3 separate regions of the Mus musculus genome follow, and all the other regions are linked to region 1. Evidence: chromatin loops called from intact Hi-C (ENCODE). Cell type or tissue: gastrocnemius. All regions are shown on one strand.

Region 1 (8,000 bases):
TCTCAAGCCCCGCCCACATGTGGTAGGAGAGAGAACGGACTCCTAAAGGCTGTCCGCTGAGCTCTGGACAAGCTCTGCGGAAGACGTGCGTTCCTCCCTACTAAAGGATGGAAATGTAAAAATACAGTGAAATGCTTGGTTTTCTTTGCTGCACTCTTCAACATGCCATATCATATTCCGGCCTAGGAGTCGACACGTGTACAGCCCACACTTAGCAATTCAAGACCCTGGTTCAAGTCTCAGCTGTTCCACACAAAACTAAGCAAGTAAAACAAATGGGTTGGTTCAATATCAAAAGAGTAGTGCCCAGACGGGCCATGGTACTTGCAGCTCACACCCCTCGTGTCAGCATGCTCAGGACAAAGGCCTCTCAGAACTGAACTTTCTAAAGTCCCAAGTCAGACATACTCAGAGGGAAACGCTCTGCGTGCGCACGGCCCTGGGTCCAGTTCCTAGCCCTAAAACAATACAAAAATAGATTCTATTCTTTGTCAGCTCTTTTGGAATTTGACTCCTTACTATTTTATCATGATTCCGTTCTAGCTTCCCTCAGAGTTCACTGCAGGGGAATGATTGTAATGATTGTCTGATTGTGACCTGTGTAAAGAATTGAATCTTGATGCCTGGGGTGTGTAGTTAGCATGGGCAGGTGTCTGGACTTGGTCCCTAACTCCACAAAATAAATGAAACAGATGCTTCACAGCTCAGTGCACAGCAAACACACACACATATACATATATACACACAAAACCAAGGCCAGACTTCAGGTAATAACACCCTCACACCTCAGGATATATGGCACACTTGGATTTTTTTTTTCTTTTAAAAATGCTGGTTATAAGCCGCCAAGTTGATTTCCTGGCCCACTGAGGGGTCACAATCTACTCTGCCAAAATGTTAGCTTCTGCTTTAGTAAAGTGCTCCAGTCTCCTGGGGCCTCCCCTCTGAGTCTGGTCAGCCCTTTCTGAGGGTGTGTTGGGGTGTGCATGGAGCCAGGCTCCTGGACACTTCCTCCTGGGCTGTGGAGTTAAGTTGTCATTTCAGGGAATAGCCCTTGTGGTCGTGGTGGTTAGGGGTGATGAGAGATGAGACCCAGATACACCGTCCTTGGCTTAGCTGGCTAGTGGATAGGCAGCCTTTGTAGTGTTGGCATCCTGCCCTGTGAGTTGGGTCCACTCTGTGGTGACCAGTCAAAAAAGGGGCATGGGGACTGGATAGCAGAAGCTACCCTGAGCCTCCTGCCTGGCAGAGCTTGTCAGAGAGCTCAAGGTCACTGAGGAAGACAAAAGATGTCCACGGCCCCTGTGCTGGTTGAGTGCTGGAGAAACCCTGTAGGAGCCCCAGGGTAAGTGGAGGCATTGTCTCCAGAGAGCAGGGCAATTCAACCAGGAGACAATATAATTGTGCGCTCGTGTGTGTGTGTGTGTGTGTGTGTGTGTGTGTGTGTGTGTGTGTGTCCGCACTCGCGCGTGCATATGACATGCCTTAACAAGACTAGAAGAACAGTAAGTAACAGAATGATGGAGGTGGTTTTAAGTCTGGGGTTGCTTGGTAAGCAAGCACAAGGAGAAGTTTGTCCAAGTCACTCACTGGGAATGTGGAGACAGAGTAATATGGTACAGTACGTGGGAGAGCTGTGGCCATTCTGTGTGAGTATCCTCCTGCCCCACCCCCCTTAGCCTGGCATAGGAGGCCTTGTGATCCCAGCCGGGTGGGTGGGTGCTCTTTATGTGGTCACTTAATTCTCTTTCCAATTTATGAAGTGAATGACGGGAGCCAGGCTTTCGGAATAGGCAGCACTGTCTGTCATTTTCCGCCCCTACCCCCAAGACTTTAACCCTTTCTCAATCTAATCAAAATTAATGAGAATGCCCTAGAAAGCTGTGATGGGGGAAAAAAGTCCTAGCACCAGCTCACACGTCATAGTTTTAGTTTTTAGTTTATGAGAATCTTATGTAGCCTAGGCTGGCCCAGAACCCAACATAGAGTGGAGAATGGCTCCAGATCTTCCCGCCACTACCCCTCAAGTGCTGGGCTTATGGGCATGCCCCACCCGCTGCCCTGACCTTGTAGGCTGGCTCTGACTTCTCAGGCCTGGAGTGTGAGGCCTTACCTAATTTCTGTGAGCACAGCAGCCTTTGGGGAACTTGCTGCGCAGTTTCTGCCTCCCACCTGCTTCCCAGCATTTATGACTTATGAATATTTATGAGATAGCTTTAGAATGCAAAGTTTAGAAGCCCTTTGCTTCCTGGTCTATGAGTGTATTTGTGAAGAGAATGCTACCCTAGTTATCCAGTTCTCGGAAAATGGAAATTTTTACTATTTCCCTTTCGGTGTAGGAGGGCTTTAAAGCCATAATGAATTCAGTCTTGAAAAGGATTAAGACTATAATTTCTAGGTCAAATTGTTTGCTTTTTTTCCTTTGTTCTAATGCCTACCATATTCTTGCCTTCTCTTTCTTTCACTCTCTTCTTTCCTCAAGATCTAATATAGACCAGGCTAGCCTCAAACTTGCTCTATAGCTGTGTGGCCTTCAACCTGTGATCCTTTGTGACCACCTCCCAAATGCTGGGGTTCCAGGCGTGAATCACCGTGTTCCATCCACCTCTTTCCAGCAGCCATGCTTCTTGCGGCTGAAGAGTGGGACAGTTATGTGTGACTCTGCTAAGCACACAGACACGGACCCCATTTCTACAGGAACCCGCAGTTTTCCCTCTGCAGTCCCGCAGAGGCTCACATTTCCTTTTCTCCTTGGTCTGGAATATAGGTCAGAACATTTCTTCAGAGAAGGAGCCCATTCTGAGAGAGGCGCGCCCTCTCTGCTTCGAAACATCCCTCTCGCCCTCAGCTGCTTCAGGTAGTCAGAGGTCCTGCCTGCCGAGGTCCAGCCTCGGCTCCTGCATGCTTTCTTCCACACAGCGGCTAGTCGCGCATCACAAAAACAATATACCCCGCCCTCCAGCAGCAGCGTACGGAGTTCACCTGTATACGTCATCCTGATTAGAATGGTGGCGGGCAACCTCGGTGCTTTAGAATCACTTGGGAAGACCCCAGTAGCTAGGGCGGACTACTGCAGGGGCCAGCAGTGCAGCCGTCCCTTTATCGCTCATTCCATCTAGGTCTCTCCCCCTTTTCTCCTGTCTTTCCAACGCGATACATTCTAAACACTTCGTCCTAGTGCCATGGCTAGGCAAGAATAGATTGGGGGTGGGAGGTGGGAGAGGAGGGGTTGACGGGGGTGGGGGTGGGGGGGGGAGAGGACCTGACGAATATACAGAAAGTACTTTGCCCTGGAAACATGCTCCCTCGGTTCTGAAACAAACGCAGTGCTCCGAAAGTCTCTTTTCGCCCTTCCATTGACTTCCAGAGGGGAACCAACATAACCATCCCTTTGTTAACGCTCGACAGAGGCTGACTTGCGCCGAGTCCTCCGCAGCCAGGGGCACGTGCATGCCTGTGCTTGTGGGGATGGCATCTCTGGCCTGTTTACCCGGTTGTGGAGGCGAGCGCCGGCGCCCTCTACTGGACCGAAATGAATGTCCCTCCGAGTGTAACAATTGTCGCCTGTGGATGAGCTAATGGATTCACATTGAGCTTGCAGGAAGGACACGGTGTCGTGAGGATCCCCGGGCAGTCCTCCGACTGGCATACCACTGGCTTGCCTAGGGATGTTATTTCTTTGGTGGGGGTTGTGGGGGGGTGTTAAAGAATAAAGAAAATTGGACGGTATTGGCTAAGAAACTGAGCGCTGTGTTTCTCAGTCTTTGGGGCGTGTGCTTATGGTGCACGGTATCCGCTGATGGGGCGTTGTGCGGTAAAGGAGACAAGGATACCCGGGTGTAGCTCCCACTGCTTAAGAGAGCCATGCGTTTAAAGGCAGACAGAATTGTTCCAAGAATCCCACATATGTCAGAAAGGCAAAGCAAGGCATAAACAATTGAAAGATGTGATAAATATTTTTAAAGGCGTCAATCAAGACACAGAACCTTTTTCTTTAAGGGGTTTGCTCACCCAAGGGGAGATTTGGTGGTACTTACGGACTTGGGGCTTCACACCCGCATCTTCCTCGCCGGTGAGAGCTTGCCTCCCCAGATTGGCTGGTCCTCAGGACACAGGTGCTGCTGTTGTGGCTGCATGCATCCTGAGTGTGGTGACTCCACCTTCCAGCTAGAATCCCATCAAAGGTTCTCACTCAGAAGCCCCGAGGCACACTTCTTTCATCGGAGCAGCGAAGAAGGAACGAAGAACCCGGGGTCTGCCTCTGTCTGTCCTCCCTCACCGCTGCATCTCAGCTAGGGCTGCAGAAAGTGCCGTAGCAGAGCTGTCTAGGGCTCCTCGCGGTTGCCACGGTAACCAGGAGCAGGCGCCTACCCTGGTGGCTGGGGAAGGCTGTGGAGGAAAGGTAACGGATAAGCGATGATGCGTTGGCCTCTCTCCTGGGCATCGGTTGAGCCTCAAGTGACCCAAATGAAATGAAGTTCCAGCACAGATAAATCGTTCTTTCGACTCAAACCTAAATCCAAACCCGAACTACCCCTGCTATCCTTTTTCTCCTCTTTTCCCTCCCCAGTCAACACACACAGGAACATCATAAGGATTAGAAATTCCAGCACTATCCCAGGCGCCCTGCCCCAGAGGATCCCGCTGCACACAGAACAGAATGTTTGCTAGGCTTGCTCTTGAAAACAGAACTCCCAGCGGGTGCCAGCCGCGGGCGAGCTCCGGGGAGCTAGAGAAGGGACCAAGCAAAGGATGCTAATGGGAGGGTCATTTAACCTCTTTGAGCCCTAGGATCAAAGATACAAAGTTGTCTTAGAAAATGCTTATCAAATTAAGTTGTTCTTGTTACAATGTTAATTTTGATCGTGAACGCAGGCTTTGATCCCCAAAGACTCAATCCAAAGGCCATAATCCTAAGTGATAAAATATCTCTAAATTCTAAACCCTGAAAGATTAACACCTTAACAATATAATTATTCTGGAAAACAATTTTATTTCTTTTTATTCTTTCCTTTTTAAAAGGCAAGAGTCTCATTAAATATGGAAGGCTGGCTTTGAACTGTATATTAATAGTTAAGGGTGACTTTGAACTCCTGACCCTCAAACAAACAAAAACAACACTAAAATACTAGAGAGAAAAATTTTTTCAGTGAAGAACTGGGGAAGCAACTCAGGACATGGGGTTCTTATTCACTATGTAAGAGTTCTGTATCCAACAATGAGGGAAACAGAAAAGCAAAAACAAAAAGTTAAAAAGAAATTGGACAAAAAAAAAAGTGTACTTCAAGAACAGATTAAGCCAGATGTAATGGTGCACACCTTTAATCCCAGCACTTGGGAGACAGAAGCAGGTGTATCTCTGTGAGTTTGAGGCCAGCCTGGTCTACAGAGTGAGTTCTATGACAGTTGGAGCTTAATAGTGAGACACTGTCTCCAAACGAAACAAAATAAAAGGAAACAGAAGGTTAAAGGACTGAAGCAAAGGCTCAGTGGTTAAGAGCATTGACTGCTCTTCCAAAAATCTAGGCTTGATCCCTAGCACCTACACGGTAGTTAACCACCATCTGTAACGCCAGCTCCAGGGGTTCCAATACCCTCTTCTAGACGTCATGGACAATGGCATGTACCTAGTGCACAGATATGCATGCAGGAGAAACACTCATATATACATACACACATGAGAGAGAGAGAGAGAGAGAGAGAGAGAGAGAGAGAGATTCAAGGGGGCAATGAGGACTCAGCAAAGAAAGGTACTTACTGCTCAGACTGACAACCTGATTTTGGTTTCTAGAACCCACATGGTAGGAGAGAATGGAACCCCAAGTTCCATTAGGAGGTCAGAGTACTCCTAATACTCCCCCACAAAATAAATAAAATTAATGAATTAAACATAGATCAAAAGCGGTAGTCCACAAAAGCTGGCTAACTTCCATGATCATTAACTATAAGATCCTGCATCGTGGTGATGCTTAGAGATCTCCTGGGATAACCCAGCCCCATCCATTTTCCATCCAGCATGGCTCTTTTGAAAATTCCTCTATGATTTTATACACACCGACAAGAGCATTCCCTATTAAATGCTCCCATCTCCCAGGCCTGCTTCTGGGCTGTTTTGGGCATATGGCACCTGTTCCACACGTTCTCATATACAGACCACAGGCTGGCAGAAACAAACCTGGTGAGTGAGCGGTAATAGTATTGCCTACGTGGCTTCCTGCCTTACTGTGCCTGTAATTATTTTCCAACCAGTTAGAAGCTTGGCTGGCTTCTTCAGGCTAATGCAGCTTTTAATTCATTAAAAGCTCCTGGAATTCCATCAGCTGGATGGAATGCCAATGTAGATAAATGATCTTTATTTTGTTCTGGGAGTCTCTCCACACAGCCCTGGCTGTCCTGGAACTCACTCTGTAGACCAGGCTGGCCTCAAATTCGCAGATATCTCCTGCCTCTGCCTCCCGAGTGCTGGGATTAAAGGCATGTACCACCACCTTCTGGCTTTTTCCTTCTTTTAAAGTCAGAGTCTGGGTAGCCCAGGCTGGTCTCAAACTTAAGTTTTCTTGCCTCTGTCACAAGAGTGCTGAGCAAAATGAAGCCTGTTTACATGACGTTTTCATCTCTCTTCCCTCAGTCATCTGACCTCTCCACCAAACACAATTATTGGACTGGATGGGACAAAAATAAACTTTATTGGTAATTTCTTGAACTTCATTTACCAAATGCTTGCTCATTCCTGATTCCAAATCTATCATGGTTTCGAGATACATATGGAATGTTCCCTCCTTTTTCTTTTTTTTTTTCTACAAAATTAAGCAAACACACACACGTATTAAATGATTTGCTATATAGTCATTAATGCGTGATTAGGGAAATAAGTTTCAGAATTTTCAGATCTGTGGGACATGAATTGTTTATATCTGATTAAAAAAAAAAAAACAGTGGGGACACATGTTGGCCAAGTGTGAAGCAGGGGCTAGTTCTTCTATGCAAATTTGTTAAGAAATGTAAGAGGGCTCTCTGCTTTGACAGTCAAATCCCTGACTGAGACTAGTTTACCCTTTACCTTGCTTCACAGGGAGGGAGGGAGCCCTGTGTCAGCTGGAATCTTTGCTTCAGAATGCCAATGGGCTTGCTGAGTTCTTTTTATTCACTTATAAGGTGTGAAAAGACCTTTTCTTTTTCTTGAGGCGGGGCTCTTGAGGCTGACCCCCAAACCCATCCTCCTGCCTCTGTCTCCTGAATGCAGAGATTGTGTATCGCTATAACCAGCTAAGGGGCAATCTTTTGAAGGCAGCATGGTGTTGTGTGAAAGAGTAGAGAGTAGTAAGAAAATAATTCGACAATTGTTTTGTGTACATCCAAGAATGCAGTGATTTGGTCTCAGAATCTAGCTTTCTACACTCCTAGATACATCTATTACATCAGGTACAGTTTTGACTTTCAGGATTTCTAATCTTCCTTCCTTCCTTCTTTCTCCTTTTTTTTTTTTAATTTTATTTTTTTATTTTTTTTATTTTTCCAGACTGTGTAGCCCTGGCTGTCCTGGCACTCACTTTGTAGACCAGGCTGGCCTCAAACTCAGAAATCCACCAGCCTCTGCCTCCTGAGTGCTGGGATTAAAGGCATGCACCACCACGCCTTGCCCTTCTTTTTCTTTTGTGTCCTTTGACTTTCGTTTTTGTTTTGAGACAAAGTCTCACTGTGTAGCCCTGACTGGCCTGGAACTGCCATGCAAACCAGGCTGGCCTCAAACTCAGAGTTCTGTCTGCCTTTGCCTCTTGTGCTGGGGTTAGAAGTGTGCATTACCACGAGCTGGTTTTGAGATAGAGACTCCTGTAGTCAGACTGGCTTTGAACTGCTGATCTTCCTGCCCCTGCTTCCCAGGTCCTCCAGTTACACATTCCTTGGATTGTAATTTTAGAAATTTTGACTTTTGAGGATTTCAACTTTCAGAATTTGGGCATTTAGAATCCATCTCCTTTTGGGACTTTGATGAGCACTGG
Region 2 (8,000 bases), 140 kb before region 1:
CGGAGGGCAGAAGCTGAACTCCAGCAATGGATGATGGGAAATGGTGCTGGATGAAAAAAGGGAATGTTGACCATTGAGGCAGCCATAACCCATCACTCAGGAAAGGATGCACAGGTCTCCTGGAAATCAGACCATGGGGGAAGGACTGGCCCGAGGACAGGAAATGATGCTGTGGGTGAGGGCAACATTTCCCTAAGTAGGAGAGACAAAGACCACACATCCTCATCTGCTCCCAGCCAAGTCAAGATGAGAAGATGCCAGTGACTTATAAGTAACAGTGACTGGGTGGGGGAAAGCATCTGTCCAGGACCTTCAGGTGGGTCTCTCATCCCCAGGGACTAAAAGAGTCACAGAGAGGGTATCATACTTCAAGTGATCCCCCACAAAGATGGACTGAGGTCTGGTAGGACTCTGCTCAGGGTTCTTGTAGAGCTGTGACACAGGATCGGCCTGTGTCCTGCTGCCACGCATTTGACAAATATCTTGCAGGACAAACACACCATGGTGGCAGTGCTAAGCCCTGAGCCCTGAGCCCTCTGCATGGCTGTGCAGTAGGGCCAAGCTTGGCAGAGTGGGACAGGCGCTGCCCATTAAGCATGCCCTCACACAAGTACACCTTCTCTGTTAGCATGCACGAGGTGAAACCACACAGCTTTCTGCCCTTGTCATTCTTCACACAGGGGTCTGAGCATCTATCTGTCAGTGCTCTCTGCTTGTTGGTTAGAACCACGAGGAGAGAGCTTTTAAAAATTCTACCATTTCTACCTCATGGTTTGCGTTTAGAGAAACACTATAGGATCACGGTGCTTCTAAAACTCAAACCAGCTACAAAGCATCCCTGACTCGAGTCTCCTTCGGTCCACAGCAGGGGTCCTGTCTCCCTTCTCGCTACCACTGTTCCTCCTGACATTTGCCACTGTCCCAGCTCTGGTCAGAGGCCCCTTGTGTATTCTGTCGTGCGCCTGCTGCGTCACGACACCACACCCGTACACTGAGACGAACCCAGGTCAGATCCTGACTCCACCACTGACTGGAAGTGCTGATGCCATCCAAGGATGGAGAGTCTCATGTGGAGAATTCTGAATGCTTGTGAGAAAACCCCAGGAAAATAAAACTAGAGTCTTGTGACCTTAGTTTCTTCAAAACAAGGAGCTGCTCTTAGACCGCGCGCCTCGGAGTTGTAGCGCAGAGGAGTGAGCTTACTTGAGATTACTCATTATAACCGGCTATTGTTACTTGTTTATATGCCTCTATGGAAAAAACATGTTCTCACCACATGCAGCTTGTCCTTGTGACTGTACACAGCTTGAACTCACGGGAACTTTTACTCAGTGATTTTTTCCTAACCCCCGGAGTATAAACTGTCTGATGCGGAATAAAGCTGGCAATTGCATGACACTTTACCTTGCCTCATTTTTAACATTTTCCCAGGTCCCACTGCCTCTAGAGCAGTGAACATGGCAGGAGCTTACAAACACTCTAATCCTCTCAAAGTCGTACCCTGGCCTGTGGCCGGGATGACACCTGCCTCCCAGAGCTGGATGTGAGGGTACCGACTAGAGAAACCCAGTTTATTCGCCACCCCCAGTTTATTCCCCACCTCTTCTCCCACAGGGCAGCATTCAGCAAACATGGGTGAAGCCACATAGCTGATGCCCAGTAAGATCTGTGCCTGTGTCCTGCGCACTCACACACAGGAGTCGATGTCCACTTGCTCTGGACCATAAATTCAGTCACCCTATGTAGACATAAGGGAAGAGGTGGCAGCCCTGGGTTAAAAGCACACACACACCTGTGCTTTAAGATACACAGTGACTAAGAAAAGGTAGGAACAGGCTAGCAAAGCAGGAAGCACTTTACCATCCTGACGACCTGGGTTCAACCCCAGAACTCTCAGAGAGGCGGAGGGAGAGAAGCCACTCAATGAAGTTGCCCTTTGACCTCCCCATATGCTTTGTGACACCCCCACCCCCACAACACACATCATACACACACTTAGCAATAATAACGGAAATTGGTTTTTGTTTTGTCTATAAAAGAAAAGGCAGAGCCCAGGTGAGAGAGGGTCAGGAATGACCACAGGCTCTGACTAGGGCAGGTCTCTAACTGCTGACAAAGTCTAAGCACCGGAGATAACACTGGAGTTCTGCATGCAGTCCTATACCAGCCCAATTTGGGACTACAGGCATCTTCTCAGGCAGACCTAAACTAGTTTAGCAACTCTGAGATAGGAAATGCTTTGATGGTTGGCATTTCTGTTGTGTGCAGGTTTTTGTTGTTGAGACAGGATCTCTAGCCCAGGCTAGCCAATTCACTATAGCCAAGGTCCATCCTCTTGCCTCCCAAGTGCTGGGAATTTAGAGGCATGTGCCACCATACCTGGTTCATCTGGTGCTGGGGACTGAACACAGGGCCTCATTAATGTTGGGTAAGCAAGGAGCTATAGCCTCAGCCTGTGTTTTCAACTCCTTTGCCAGGGCATGAGAGAGTTTTTCTACAAATACAGTCAGGTGCAGGGTTCAGTCTTAGCACATCTGCTGCCGACTCTGGCTCTTCCACAACATCAGCTTCCAAAGTGACTGGAGACTCTTTACTGAAAACCAATGCAATGTGATGCTAAGTTGGCTCACAAATCCAAGATGAGGGTGTCTGGGAGCTAAGTGCACAGAGTACAAGAGAGGGGCAGGCAGCCAACACATTCTCCAAAACAAAGCTGCCTGCCCAGGCTCAGGAGGGCACAGGCTCCAGGTGCTGGCTCACCTGTCCTTTCCTTCTCCATCGACACCCACGAGCTCCACGTAACAAAGATGAGCAAGCAGACGCCCTGACCACACACAGCGAGATTCTTTCTCAGCCTGTGACTGCTCTTCCATGAAAGACAGAGAGAAGATCAGACACAAAGCAAGCGTAAGCTTCCCAGGAGCTCCATTCATATAGAGCAGAAAGAAAAGAGTATGAACCATCCCTTCAGGACAAACCAGCGCCACTGGTCTGTTCTAACCCCAGCGAGGTGGAGTGAAGAAGCACCCATGTAGAAACACAGGGGAGAAGCGAAGTTGTGTTCGTGGCGATGCTTACTCTGTGCTGGGAACTCCATCAGGCCCCTGGGAAGATGGCAGATGCAAAGCATTTCCATTCTTACATAGACTACGGATAGTACGTCAGGCATAAGTTATCGAGTACTATGAAAGATGTATGCTCCCGGGACCGTTGGTACCTAAGAAAGCAGTGTCTGTCCTGGGTACCCAGGGAAGGTCTTCTGGAGGACTAAGCAGTTAACCAGCACTAGCTGAGTGCACACACACTTAGGTGCCTGAGGTCATACAGTCTGTGGGCAGCGGGACTAAAAATTGAACTTCAAGAGGATGGCAGTAATTCAAGAGGCCACCATGTTGTCCCTGGACTTGTGACACAAAGAGAGGGCACTTGTAGAGTCCTAGTCATTGCTCCCTTCCCAGGCCTCACTGTACTGCCCTGCTGTGGTTTTTTTATATTAGAAAATGTCTTAAAACAGACATGCTGGAGTCTGGCACAGCAGGCATTCTGCCCTCTGCCTGGTGTTATTCCTCTGCAGAGTCTACAAGCTTTGCAGGCTGATGGGACATCAAGCGTCAGAACTTGGCAGTCCAAGCTTAGCGCCTGAGACTCCAGGGAAGGGAGATGCTACAAATAACAAAAAATAGAACCAGTCAGAGCTATTCGGACCATTCACATGTCTGGTGCTATGGAAGGATGCTCTGATAACTTTAGCTTGCTGGAGGTTTTGGAAAAAAAAAAATAAGGCAGAAGCCCTAACTTTGTGGCTTGCAACTATAATTCCAGCACTCAGGAAGGCTGAGGCAGGAGCATTGAGACGAGCTTGGGCGGCATAGCAAGACCCTGTCTCTCAAACCCAAAACCATCAAACAAAAGTGAAGGTGAAGCTGGGTGTCCTGGCAGATGCATTCGGGAGGCAGAGGCAGAGGCAGACAGAGCTCTGTGAATTCCAGGCCAGCCAGGGCTACAAAGTGAGACCCTGTCTCACATAGAAGTGGGTAGAGGGTTAAGGCAAAAGCCTTAATGCAGCTCAGCTGGAAGAGCGACTGCCTAGCAACCCCCAGCAGCACAAACATCAGGTATTATAGCAGATCAGAAATTCAAGGTCATTCTTGGCTGTATAAGGAATTCAGGCTGGCCTGGACTAGAGACTCTGCCACAAAAATTAACCAACCAACCAGCCACCCACCCATAAACAGAAAGAGGAGGGAGTCAGCCCTGCCTCTGCCCTCTGGCCCACCAGCACCCACTCACATAGAGCTCTGGCTCACCCCAGCTTTCAGTGACAAGGGACTACTTAGACAGAGAATCCCAAGGACTGGGGTCCCACAGAGGCTCAGCTTTCCCAAAGGGAAGGTGACGTCCAGTGTGCCCGCCCGCACATTTGCAATCCACAGTGTTAAAGCACTGTGGCAAACACAATGCCAGTGAAATTAAGATTAATATCCCCGACTCTCTGTCCTGACCAAGGAGCTAGCAGACAGACAGACAGGGAAGGAAGAAGCGGAGTGGTACAGGCCTTCGTGGTGACATCATTGGACTGGGACACACCCTCCTGTGACACGCGCATGGCTAAGTGTCTGGGAGAAGGAACCACAAGAGATAAGGGATGAAAATGAGCAGCCGCTGCAGTCTTCACACTGGTATTTAAAATGCTTTGAAGCTTGCGAGCCACTTAGGAAGCTGAGGCAGAAGGATCGCTTGGGCCAGGAGTGCTTGTGTAACACATGGAGACTGTATTTCTAAACAAGTAAACAAACAAGGCTGGCAGAAGTTGGTTTGAGTAGGTGAGGAGGCATAGCCAGCCTCATTAGGAAGGATGGCCACCTCCCTCCACATCATATGCTTTGTCAGATGGCAGCTGCGGAGGGCCTTCCCAGCTAAAAGTGGAACGAGAGACCTGGAATCAGTTCCAAGGCTGATTTGTCTCTAAGTCAGCACAGGCTGATCTCAGGTCACAGGGAGGCCAATTACAGCCTCACGCATACCAAAGGGGAAGAGCTCCCAGGATCTGGCTGCGTCCTAAATAGGAAAAAGGTCCCGGGCCTGACCTGAGGCTCTGTTTTGGAACAGCCGCTGCCCACGGGAGCTCCATACATCATCCCCAAAGCAGCACTTGCTAACAGGACAACCTGCTCTCAGCTGATGTGCGAGAGCTGCCAGAATCCTTTATTTGTAGCTGTCTGATTCACAAGGAGCACGAGGGATGCAGACAGGCTTCAGTGGCACCTGCTCTCCCTGCCCTTCCTGCAGTGTTCCAAAACTCCAGTGCTGGGTGGGGGGTTCGGGCAACCGTGTATCACACAGGCCATCTTGAGGCTCTCTCTTCCCCCCACCATCCTGAATTCATTTCTGGCTCATTTTCCCAATTCCCTTTTCCTTCTAATAAAACTAGCGATGCACCGTTAACAGCTGCACATATTTATGGGGTACAGTATGATCTTTTTATACATGTCAACAATGAGTAGTTTCTACCTCCTCCATGCTTATTCCCTGTGTTGGGACTTTTTGGCCCCTTCTAGTTATTTTTCCCAGTGAGATAATGTGGTATAAACCGTAGTGACCTCCTGGCTGTGGGACACTTGGCTAATCCCTCTGGCCTCATGGGTACTGGTGACCCAGTCTCTCTACCTTACCTCCTACAATAGCTGTTCTATTTATGTTTGGATGAGGTCGACTGTTTCTGCTAGGGAAGCCCGAGTAAAGCCTGAATTTGATGAGAGTAAGGGACAAGGCACAGGGAACCGAGATGTCTTCTGTGGTGTCCTCCCACCGGACCTAAAGTAACATGGCTCCCAGGATTCATTCATCTAACTACCAACCCCACCCACCAGGGAAGCCTGCTTTCTAATGGAATATGATGGTATCACACAGCTGGTAGGAGGAACTGGTGACTCTGGATGCCAGCTAAAGCCTTGTTAAGAAGTGACTCTGAGCTGGGCGTGGTGGCGCATGCCTTTAATCCCAGCACTCGGGAGGCAGAGGCAGGCAGATTTCTGAGTTCAAGGCCACCCTGGTCTACAGAGTGAGTTCCAGGACAGTCAGGGCTATACAGAAAAACCCTGTCTTGAAAAAAAAAAACAAAACAAACCAAAGAAGTGACTCTGCCTTGAAATGATTGGTCCCCACAAGATACTCTGGCCTGAAATAACTGGTCTATCTGAGATACACTGGCCTGCTACTCTGTCATTCAGAGATCTCCCCTTAAGTGGTTTCTCTTTTCCCCCTTTTGGTGCTAAAGACTGAAGTCAGGTCTGGTTAATGTAAGCATTCCTCTTCCACTGAGACCCACCATCAGCACCCCCTGTTCCTTTTATCAAAAGCTGCTGGGGATTTGGGCTGTGGCTTTTCTTTCAGACCATGAGCCAGCCGCTTCTGGGCTTTCCCCACATATCCACACAGCTAACCTATAAGGTCTCTGGGGGATGTTAAGGATGAGAACTCCTACAGAAAAAGCTACCTGGCTGGCAGCATAGTGTAGACTCCACATCTACATCGAGACTGGTCAGAGTCACCTGGAGGAACTGGGAATTTGTCCTCACCCACAGCCTCCGTCACTGTGAGGCCACAATGGGACCTGGGTTTCTTCTTCTCTGCTCTGGTAGGAAGGGATCCATTTCAACTCTCTCCCAGGCATGCAGGAAATGAGCTGCATTCTCGCCTGCTTCCTCATACACTGGGATTTAGAGATCAAACCATCTGAAGTGAGGCCATTCTCAAGAGAACCATGGTCTTACTTAGAATGCAGTAATAGAAACCTTTGGAATATAAACCTGCAGACAGAGCCATGTGTGGCACCACGGACTTCTGATCCCAGCTGTTTGGGAGGCTGGGCAGGAAGATTCCTTTGAGCTCAGGCATTGGGGACAGTCAAGGTAAAAGGGGGGCGGGGGAGTCTCACAGGAAAACCAAACAAAATCAAAACAAAAGATTCCCTACCAAAATAAAACAAAACCAAAACCTACCAGCAGCACGCTGCAGATTGGCTTCAGGGACTGAGCTGAGCTCTTACAATACAGGAAAGAATCAACTTGGACATCATTTCATCCTCTTCCCCGTTTTGGGCTAAAGTTGCCTATGTAGGAGTCCCGCTTAGCTGTTAACAGAACAAACGGCACTCCACTGGGAAGTATCTTGGCCTGATATCCTGAAATAAAAGATGGCCACTCCCTGCCTCAGCACTGCTTTACCACGAAGGTGTCCAATCTTCCTCCATATTTGTTTGAGAAGAGGGCCGAAAGCCAGGCCTCCCCCTCCCCCCCTGCATCCTGCAACCTTCAGAGGCAGTGTGGGCAGTCTTCCGTTTCCCCCGTTTCCTCTAAGCACATCAGCCACCATGGTGGGGCCATTGATAAGCTCACATGTTTATACCTTCACAGCGACTGTGATTCTAAGCGGACACCCAGACTGACGCTGCTACGTGGGAATGGGAGTTTCCTCCCTGGTCCAGCAAAGTGACTTCTGTATTTGCATAGCTCCCCTCCGACAGGTCTGCTCAAAGAATTTCTCTACACCACACAGTCTTCTGTGAGGCAGGAGAAGGGCTAAGGTGGCAAGCATGTCAGGTACCACGACAGAATGCCATCTACAACATCCACTGAACGGCTACCTCGAAAACCTTCATCTAGCCCAACAGTCTGAATGTCCCTTAAATGAAACGTTAAGACCAGAAATGTCCCAGACGTAGGGTTTTCTGTCTACATATAATGAAATACCTTGGAAATGATCACAAAATCCACTTAAGATTCATATTTACCTCATATACAGTGTTTCAGGATACTTTGTGTGAGAGCTTAAATAACTGTGTATGGCAGTTTCTTGGTATGAGATTTTCCACGTATGATGTTATATTTAGAAGGTTCTAGATTTTGGATCAATGTATGACATTGAGGGTTCTAGGTCTCAATGATGTTAAGACTAACTGCTCAGCAAGTGCTTCAAGACTAGCAACTCTCCCAGTGACC
Region 3 (8,000 bases), 91 kb before region 1:
CTTGTCGGCTCTCTCTCCAGTCTGCTCTAGATAAAGCAGTGTTGTGACTCATTCTAAGAGGCCTGACGTGCTACCGTCCTGCAGACACAAAGGGCTCCCTAAGAGTCAGTGCTGAGGCTAGGGGGGGACTGCACAGGGCCAGGTCAGCGCGTGTGAGGCCTCTTCTATCCATTCATCGCATGGAGACAGTAATTTCTCACATCCCGATCTGTGAGAGCAACAGAGAGACAGCCACGATCCTTAAGGAGCCAGCCTGTGATTTAGATTTCAAGTCTTCAGCTCAGGGTATATCATGCAATTAGTCACTCAGACAAAGGACTGAGCTGGAACTGGCTAAGGAGAGACACCAGGCCTCTGTTGTCAATTAGAAAAAGCCTCAAATAACTGTCTCCTCAGCAACCACATTTGTGACAAAACCTGAGTCTCCATCAAGCCACTGTAAACTCCAAGTGCAGCTTCTTGGCTCAACACTTGTCCCCAGGCCCTCCAAAAGATGAGGCCTCCATGTTCAAGGCTTGCCTGGGCTATGGAGCTATTTCAAGGCCAGACCAAGCTACTTAGTAAGAGCCTGTTTCAAAAAGAAATACTTCTTTAAAAAAAAAAAAGTCTAGGGAGGTAGCTCATGGCAGAGCTCTTGGCTAGCAATGTGCAAGGCCTTCGGTTATGCAATTTGCTATAACTGTAAATCAGGCTACCTAAAGTTAAACTGGCTAATTATATATGATGTGAAAGCTGACAGCTGCTCTAAAATAGTCACCAAGCAGAAGAGGGGAGAGAGGAAGAGGTTGGGCTTATCCAAACAATATTGGCCGTGTTGGCCGTGTCAGGGCTAGTCATAATCATGGCTGCAAAGGCCCTTTCTCCTCTCCTCCTCCTCCTGTTTATAGTTGCACTTTTCTAAATAATAAGAATACTTTTTAAGTTAAACTAATAAGTAGCATCGGTTTCCAGATGTGTTCAGTGTCATTTTTCTTCCCTTACAGGGAAGAAAAAACAACCCCATCAGAATATAAAATTCTTCCCAGTGATTCTATCAAGCAGCTCAACAAAAACTGTTGCCTGAAAGGAAGCCATTGCTCACATGCAGGATCACCCCCTTGTCCAGCAAACTCTGCTTTTTGGCCGTCATGACAAAGTAGTGTGTGTCATCTTTGTAGTAGACGATGTTCTCTAAGTCAATACCTGCAAGCAGAAGACAGATGTGAGAATTCACGGGACTGGGCCATGAGGGGATCCACAAGGCGGGGCCTGAGTCTCGAGGAAAGGGCTGCAGAGCACCGGGCAGGAAAGCTGTCCAGGTGCAGACCCTCCCTTCCTGCACAGTGCATGGAAGCCAGGAGGTTTGTTTTCTTTTGTGCTGCCCTACAACTCACTACACGCCAACAATGACCAATAGTAAACAAAGACACCAGAATGGGAAAAGGAGAGGCCAGTCTACGAGAGGGGATGGGTTGTTTACCAGGTAAAACCTCTGTGATAACCATGGATGCTTGAGGAATCGCCTAGATTTCTAACAGGACAGATGCCTAACTGCAGACAGACAAATACTGAATGTTTATTCAGTTAACCTGAAAAGTATACAGAATGGAAAGAAACCAAGCTCTAGAAAACACAATGAAGATACTTTTGTTTTGTTTTGTTTTACTACAGCAAAATATCTATATCTATGCCTAACTCAATCCATCAGAAAACAGTCACACACAAGCCCATTCCTGACTAGCAATGGTTGCTGGTGATCTCAGATGACCTCAGGGAAGGCCAACAGTGACACCAAAGGTCAGGGTGTCAACCAAACCCTGCCCATGCAACAGCAAACCTAGCTTGTACGGGAGGGGGAGGGGCTGGGGAGGAGCTGGCAGAAGGCACAACTACAAAGCCAACCCCAGAGCAGCCGGGTCACTGTGCTGAGGACTGACACGGGACGGCAGTAGTGTGGAAGTGTGTTAAAAGCAAGGACAGGTGTGACTAAAGAACAGCTGACCAAAGACACAGCAGTGGCATCCAAGGCCACCACTCCCATGAGCCCTGAGCTCTGGAGGCACTGGCACCAACCTGTGGCTTCTCTCAGCTCCTGGAAAAATTTTTGGTTGAATATAAAAGCCACGCCACTAATCTCCTCCACTTTGGCCTCTGCGGTTGTGTTGCGGTTGATAAAATTTGCTGTAATGGCAATGGCTAGCTTGCCACGAAATTCTTTTCGACGAAATCCTAGAGGGAGAGAGAGAGAGAGAAGGGGTTGGGTCTTCCATTGAGAGAAGATGGGGGGCCAGAGTCAGGGAAAGTAGGCTGCTCACCTAACAGAAACGAAAGAACACATGCAGGAAGTCCCGCCCATCATCACTGACAACTTGAGATCCAAACAACCGGATCGTTACTCAGTACTAAAGGTTACCCTTAATGTGAAGGGGCACGGTGTGCCCGTCTCATCTGTGCATGGACTAAAAGCTGTGGTATGAATATCTTTGAGCACAGTTCATGTCCTAGTGTCCTGTGAGAAAGACCCTTGCAGGCACTGACTGGACAACACACTTGCAATCTCTCAGGGGTGTGGTCTCGGGGACAGGCCAGCCTCCAATCTATGAAAAGCCAGGCAAAGGAGCATAGGCGAAGGCCAGTACCTTCCAAGGTGTTCCTACGCCCATCTCCACCGATGATAACTTCAAATTCATATTCTGATACAGGATGAGTTTTGGGGTGCACCAATGCTCGCCATCCTATCCCTGAGGGCCAAAAGCAAAACGAAGGTGGAAACACAGACTAAGTCATAGGCCCACACAAAGATCACACCAAATCCCAATCCACAGAACCACATGAAATACAACAAGGGGTGGCCTCAGGCAGGAAACCTTGATGAGAGCTCACAAAGATTTTCTTTACCTTCAAAAATTTTATAATATGAATGTTCGCCACACCTACTATTGTGCCAAAGGCCTCTTAGGTAACGCGAAAGTCCAGAAAAGCCCAGGCTGCATGAACAAAGCCCCTTTAGTCACGGCTGAAACTGCCTGAAAGTTGTTCTGGCTTCTCCCATGATCTCAGCTGTGCTCACCCACTAAGTGCCCTCATGCCTTCCTCCTCTGACCAGTGGGACTCACGTTCATTCTCTTGGTCCTCGGGAGGCTGAACAAGTCCTTGGAATTCCACATTGACATGGATCTCAATGCCCAAGATCAAGGCTACCTTCAAGAGGATTAGCTGGAGCTGACGGATACCTAGAAGAACACAGACATCTTGACAGGGCAAGGGAATGGGGAGGCGAGAGCCCCATGGCGCATACCCTCAGGCCCATCCATCTTAGCTCAGGTTCCCAAAGGTTATCACAGCAGAGATGTGCTTCACGAGCTCTCATTTCTTTCTCCGCATCGTAAAGGAAACATCAAACAGTGAAAGAAACATTCTGGATAAACTAGGCCACCCCGCTTCGGGAGCTGGGTGTTCCGAACGGTCTGACATGACTACCGAGACATCATAGAACAGTGGCCAAGGAGAATCACTCTTCTATTTCCTGGGTCCAGGGAGAGCCACTGTTATCAGAGTCAGCCACAGGAGAGGTGTGCCCATGGGTTAAGATGCCATTGCATCTGCCTTCTACCCTGAACCCCTGCTGACCTCACACATTCCTACCAGAAAATTCCTACCTACAAAAGAAATCACAACCCCATCCTATCCCCACCACCAGTGACTTACGGTTGTGCAAACTGAGGTCCAAAAGGACTGACAATCCTGCTCATCATCACAGTAATAAACATGTATGATGTCTAAAGGGTCCCCATCAGATCTGGAACCAACACCAGGTAACAGAGACAGAAATCCTGTCCTTGATCTAAGATACTGTCTGTCCTAAAATAAATCTGGCCACAGATGAGGATCACAAATCCAATCAGTCAACCCTTGGTCCTCTCTTAAGGCCAAATTTACCTGCAGCCTGTGACTAACGAGCTAGAGGACTCGCAAATCCCCTGCTAAGTCATCCTGATTGTTCCTCTCCTCAGCTGACCATATCCTCGCCCTTCTGAGTCACACCCCCAAAGACGCGCTGAGAGGCGAGCTAGCACACACGTTATTTTTGTAGACAACTGTGGGCTCTGAGATGCTTTACAAATTACAGCCTGGCAGATGGGCTGAGCACTTCCTCTTGCCAGTGGAATGTGGCAGCCGCCAGCTAGTGTTGAATAAATTGGTATAACCATTTCAAACAGCAAAAAAAGGTCTAATGGCTGAGTGTCTTTCCAGGTCACATATGGAGGGGCTCAGCACAACTGCTCCTTACTAACATTTCCCCGACTAATTAATGACAGGAAAAAGATTTCTCTAGCTTGGTGAGATAGATGCTGTTCCAAACTGGTTTCAGTTTGAGCATTTACAGTCATGAAAACAGGACCATCTTAGACAAACACAAGGCCCTGAGTTCACTCATCACCTAACACAGACGCTCTCACAGTGGACCTGATATATGTGTCCAAGCCTCTACTCTAACTTGCGTGTGTATGGTTCCCCAGGTCTGTCCCCATGGCCCTGTAGAGGGCGTGCAGGATCACAGTGCAGCATCAAAGCTATGCACTTCTCCCACTGAACTAAGAACCACCAGAGGGTTCAAATCCAACCTGTCTACCTTATTCTCAATGCCCACCCTTCCCTTCAACTGAACTGCATATACCATGGGTACTCAGGAAGAGTCCAAGACCCAACCAAAAATTTGTGGAGACATGGTTTCTCTGTTGTAGTACTGGCTGTCCTAGAATTCTCTCTGTAGAACAGGCTGGTCTTGAACTCACAATCTGTCTGAGTGCTGGGATTAAAAGTGCGCACCACCAAACCTGGCCCCCAATTAAGGATCTTTAAAGCAAACTTTAACTCCTTTTGTACAAGAGCCCCACTTGGTTAAGAAGGCAGGTTATAGACCAGGGTGGCGGGTGCAAATGCTGGGTGAGGAGGAAGTCCTCACTTAACCCACCGAAGAAGGAAAGCAAGAAGAGCCAGTGTTACTCACTGATATGGTCGATGGCTCCGGCACAGAACTTGCCGTAGAATTTCTTGGCACCCAGGCCTCGGAGATCGTGTATGGTGAAGGGCCAGAGATGTAAGACATTGTTGCGGGAGAAGGCATCTCGCTTTTCAATAACAACCACCTTGGCTCCCAACAAGGACAAGTCGATGGCTGTGCGCAGCCCACAGGGGCCAGCTCCAATGATGAGACACTGAAAGATACAGGTGCTCTCAGGGCCAAGGCCACGCCTCTCAAGTCCCACATTCACCCCTATGTCCAAACTCCAGGACCAAGACGCTGGAAGCCTGACTCGGACCACTGAGTCCTTGCAGAGGCTTGAAGGACGAGCTCATGCTTGGTGGGCTGGGAAGACTGAACCCCTGGCATGTCTACCTCAAGCAGCTTAGAGAACCCGTAGATCGGCAAAACTTAAATGGGGCATCATCTAAACCAACAGCATGAAAATCACATCTCATCTTTTATCAAGACAGGGACCCTTAGGAAGTCTCTAAGGTTGCTGCCAAAGGGTAGATTAGTAGCCTCAGCCAGGCAATCAAGCCTGGGGCTACCACGGAAATGATGCCCAGGAGGCAACTTTCAAGACTCAAAAGTTCATGTACAGGAAAGATTTTTTTTGTCTTTCAAAGATTCTATCTATCTATCTATCTATCTATCTATCTATCTATCTATCTATCTATCCATCCCTGTCTATGTATCTATCTATCTAATGTGTGTAAGCCTGAGCATATGTATGTACACCATCTGTTTAACTCCTTCAGCAGAGGTCGGAGGCATCAGAGGAGCCTCTGACAGTGGAGCTGTGTTCTATCTTGTTTTAAAATACATGTAGAGTGCTGTGCATGTGTGATTTTGGGGAGGGGGAGTGCTGAAGCTGGGGACCCGGGGCCTGTGAAGCAAGTGGTCTACCTCCGAGCTCCCCTTATTTTATTTTAAGTTAAAGTGTAGTCGTTCGTGATACCAGGCCTTCAGATCTTTACATTGCTCTATAGGATGGCTCTCTGGGCGCCCCACAGGGTAAACTAAAACTCGTGAAAAGCCAAAATAACAACCCTGAAGTCTCTGGAAATTTGTTTACTAACTTTCCCCAAACTTCTCCCAAAAGGATTTCCTCAGAGAAGGCGGCAGGACACGCCTCTCTCTCCTTCACTTCCTCACTCCTACCCCAACTCAGGTGAGTGCATCTCTCAGGACTCAGTCCAAAGCTATTTCATGGAAACTAGCTTTTTCCACGCTAGGAAGGCAGCTAGAAATACTTCAGTTCCCAGGGTCCTTGTCTGTGAATTACAGCAGGCCTCGTGACAGAGCCTTACCAGGTGCTGAATACGGAACAATGACATGGAAAAGATGACAGGCCAGGAACCATTAAATCACAGATGCTCATAGAGGCCTGGCTCTGTCCCTGCTAAGCAACCTGCCTTCTCCTACCAGTGTGAAGCTAGGGCAAGGCGTCAAAAAAATAAAAAGTTATTACCCACCTACCCTCAAATGTTGAACATTCAATAACTGACTACGTGAAATACGCTCAGAAAGGAGTCTGGTGGGTGGAAGGAACCCCTTCAGCCCAGCTGAGCCTGGCTCTCCTCCCAGAATCCCTACCTTTGTGTTGGTGCAGGCTTTGCCCTTTTTGTAGTCTTTGTGACTGCCCCGCTTGTCCAATTTGGCCCAGAGGGCTTTGGCCTTCCAGTAGTTGAGCTTGGACTTGAGCTTGTGGTAGAAGGACCGGTAGTCCTTGGGCTTCAGCTCCAGGTGGTCACAGAGCTCTTGGAAGGCCCTGAGGGTCCCCTTGCAGGTGGTGGCCTGGACAAAGCGGTCAAAGAGGACGTGAGCTTGGTTCGTTGTCTCCTGCTTCCTCTCCTCCATGTTCCCCTACTCTTGGCACAGCTCCACGGAGGGGCGGTGGAATGGTGCTGATCCACCTGGCACTGTCACCTTAATCTAAGAGAAAACACGGAAGAAAAGGAAACTGTCAACATCTCTGTTCATTTCCCACGAGACACGCTCCTGCCCATAGAGCGGTGACAGTCACATCCCTGACAGGTGTGCACTCAAACACTCCAGGCACCATCCGGGTGTCGGGGAGCTGACAGTCTAGTGGGTGACATGATCACAGAGTTACAGTGGGCAATTCACGGCCTGCTGTGGCTTTCAGCTAGGCAAGAAAGGCACGCAATACTGGGCAGGGAAGTCGTTCTGGCTGTTCCACAAGGGTCTCCTACACGTCAGCCAACAGTGAGTCCCAGTTTTCTGATGGAGGCCACTAGGAAACTAGAGCAAGTCGAGAGATTAAAACCATGAGCACTCACTTGTGGGGATGGCTGGCGAGTTCACTGTCCTGACCCCACTAGATGGGGGTACTTAGTACGAATGACTTTGAGGTTACTGAGTGGCTGGTGAGAGGGACCAGGTTTAGAAGCCATCAGTGTAGTATAGCAGGAATGGAAACTATCCAGGTACCTGAGAGACCATGAGACAAAAGGGCTGCACAAGACTCTAGCTTCACCAATCTGTCCGAGGCCAGGAGGAGGACAAGCCCCCTTAAAAGACTACCATAAGAATTAATACAGATAGGGCTGAAGGAAGCCAAAGGGCCGTGTCAGAGATGACTAAGAAACAGGAGACACTAGAGTCACTTGGCATGCAAGACTCATGAAGCTTTCCACGTGGTACATGCAGGATGGGTTTACGGCCATCCTGTTTTCCCACATTCGAATTTTACAATAACAACGATGCTATCTCAGAAATGGTCTCCACCAGTCTCCGCTTATGGATGCAGACAGACATTTGAACAGGTGGGAAACAGCGGCCTTGTGTACTTCCTTACCGGGGCCTCCCCTGATCCCTTTGGTGCCATGTTTTATTTGAACTACTATTTAGAGACATAGGACAGGGAGCCCCAGCCTGGAGTCTGCGCAGGGGGTTGCGTGACCCTCAGAAGTCGGTCTTCCTCAGGCAGCTTTGAATTCCTATTTTGGATTGTCTTGAGGAGGGTCTC

The links. Hi-C counts contacts between places; a loop is a spot of excess contacts. Peaks named below come from ENCODE experiments on the same cell type or tissue, not always from the same donor. Only the 100,000 strongest peaks of a DNase experiment are listed, where the experiment ranks them.
Region 2: a loop joins it to region 1, with 2.6 times the contacts of the local background. A loop is called at or near these places in 27 of 42 quality-filtered maps.
Region 3: it touches region 1 in a loop (2.2-fold over the local background); 4 of 42 quality-filtered maps call a loop at or near these places.

What each region holds. Positions count from the first base shown.
Region 1 is chr6:121,126,733-121,134,732 of GRCm38, forward strand. Mical3 (microtubule associated monooxygenase, calponin and LIM domain containing 3) reads right to left here and starts at 4,290. Exons shown (of 32, transcript NM_001270475.1): 1 at 4,038-4,290. In gastrocnemius, a CTCF peak has its summit at 3,522 (motif pointing left); DNase peaks (open chromatin) are centred at 1,217, 1,678, 2,978, 3,505 and 2 more places; H3K4me3 peaks cover 1,473 bases; H3K27ac peaks cover 1,047 bases.
Region 2 is chr6:120,982,758-120,990,757 of GRCm38, forward strand. The region is part of intron 19 of Mical3 (microtubule associated monooxygenase, calponin and LIM domain containing 3); the gene reads right to left. The region is part of intron 1 of Gm43915 (predicted gene, 43915); the gene reads left to right. Among named protein-coding and RNA genes, the nearest start is that of Gm43915, 28 kb to the left of the region's middle. In gastrocnemius, no CTCF peak of the experiment used is centred here; no DNase peak of the experiment used is centred here; H3K27ac peaks cover 4,577 bases.
Region 3 is chr6:121,035,392-121,043,391 of GRCm38, forward strand. It overlaps Mical3 (microtubule associated monooxygenase, calponin and LIM domain containing 3), which reads right to left. Exons shown (of 32, transcript NM_001270475.1): 2 at 6,605-6,943; 3 at 4,991-5,198; 4 at 3,096-3,212; 5 at 2,619-2,720; 6 at 2,053-2,208; 7 at 1,082-1,182. The coding sequence starts at 6,868. Among named protein-coding and RNA genes, the nearest start is that of Gm4651, 25 kb to the right of the region's middle. In gastrocnemius, a CTCF peak has its summit at 4,519; DNase peaks (open chromatin) are centred at 4,097 and 6,894; H3K27ac peaks cover 2,106 bases.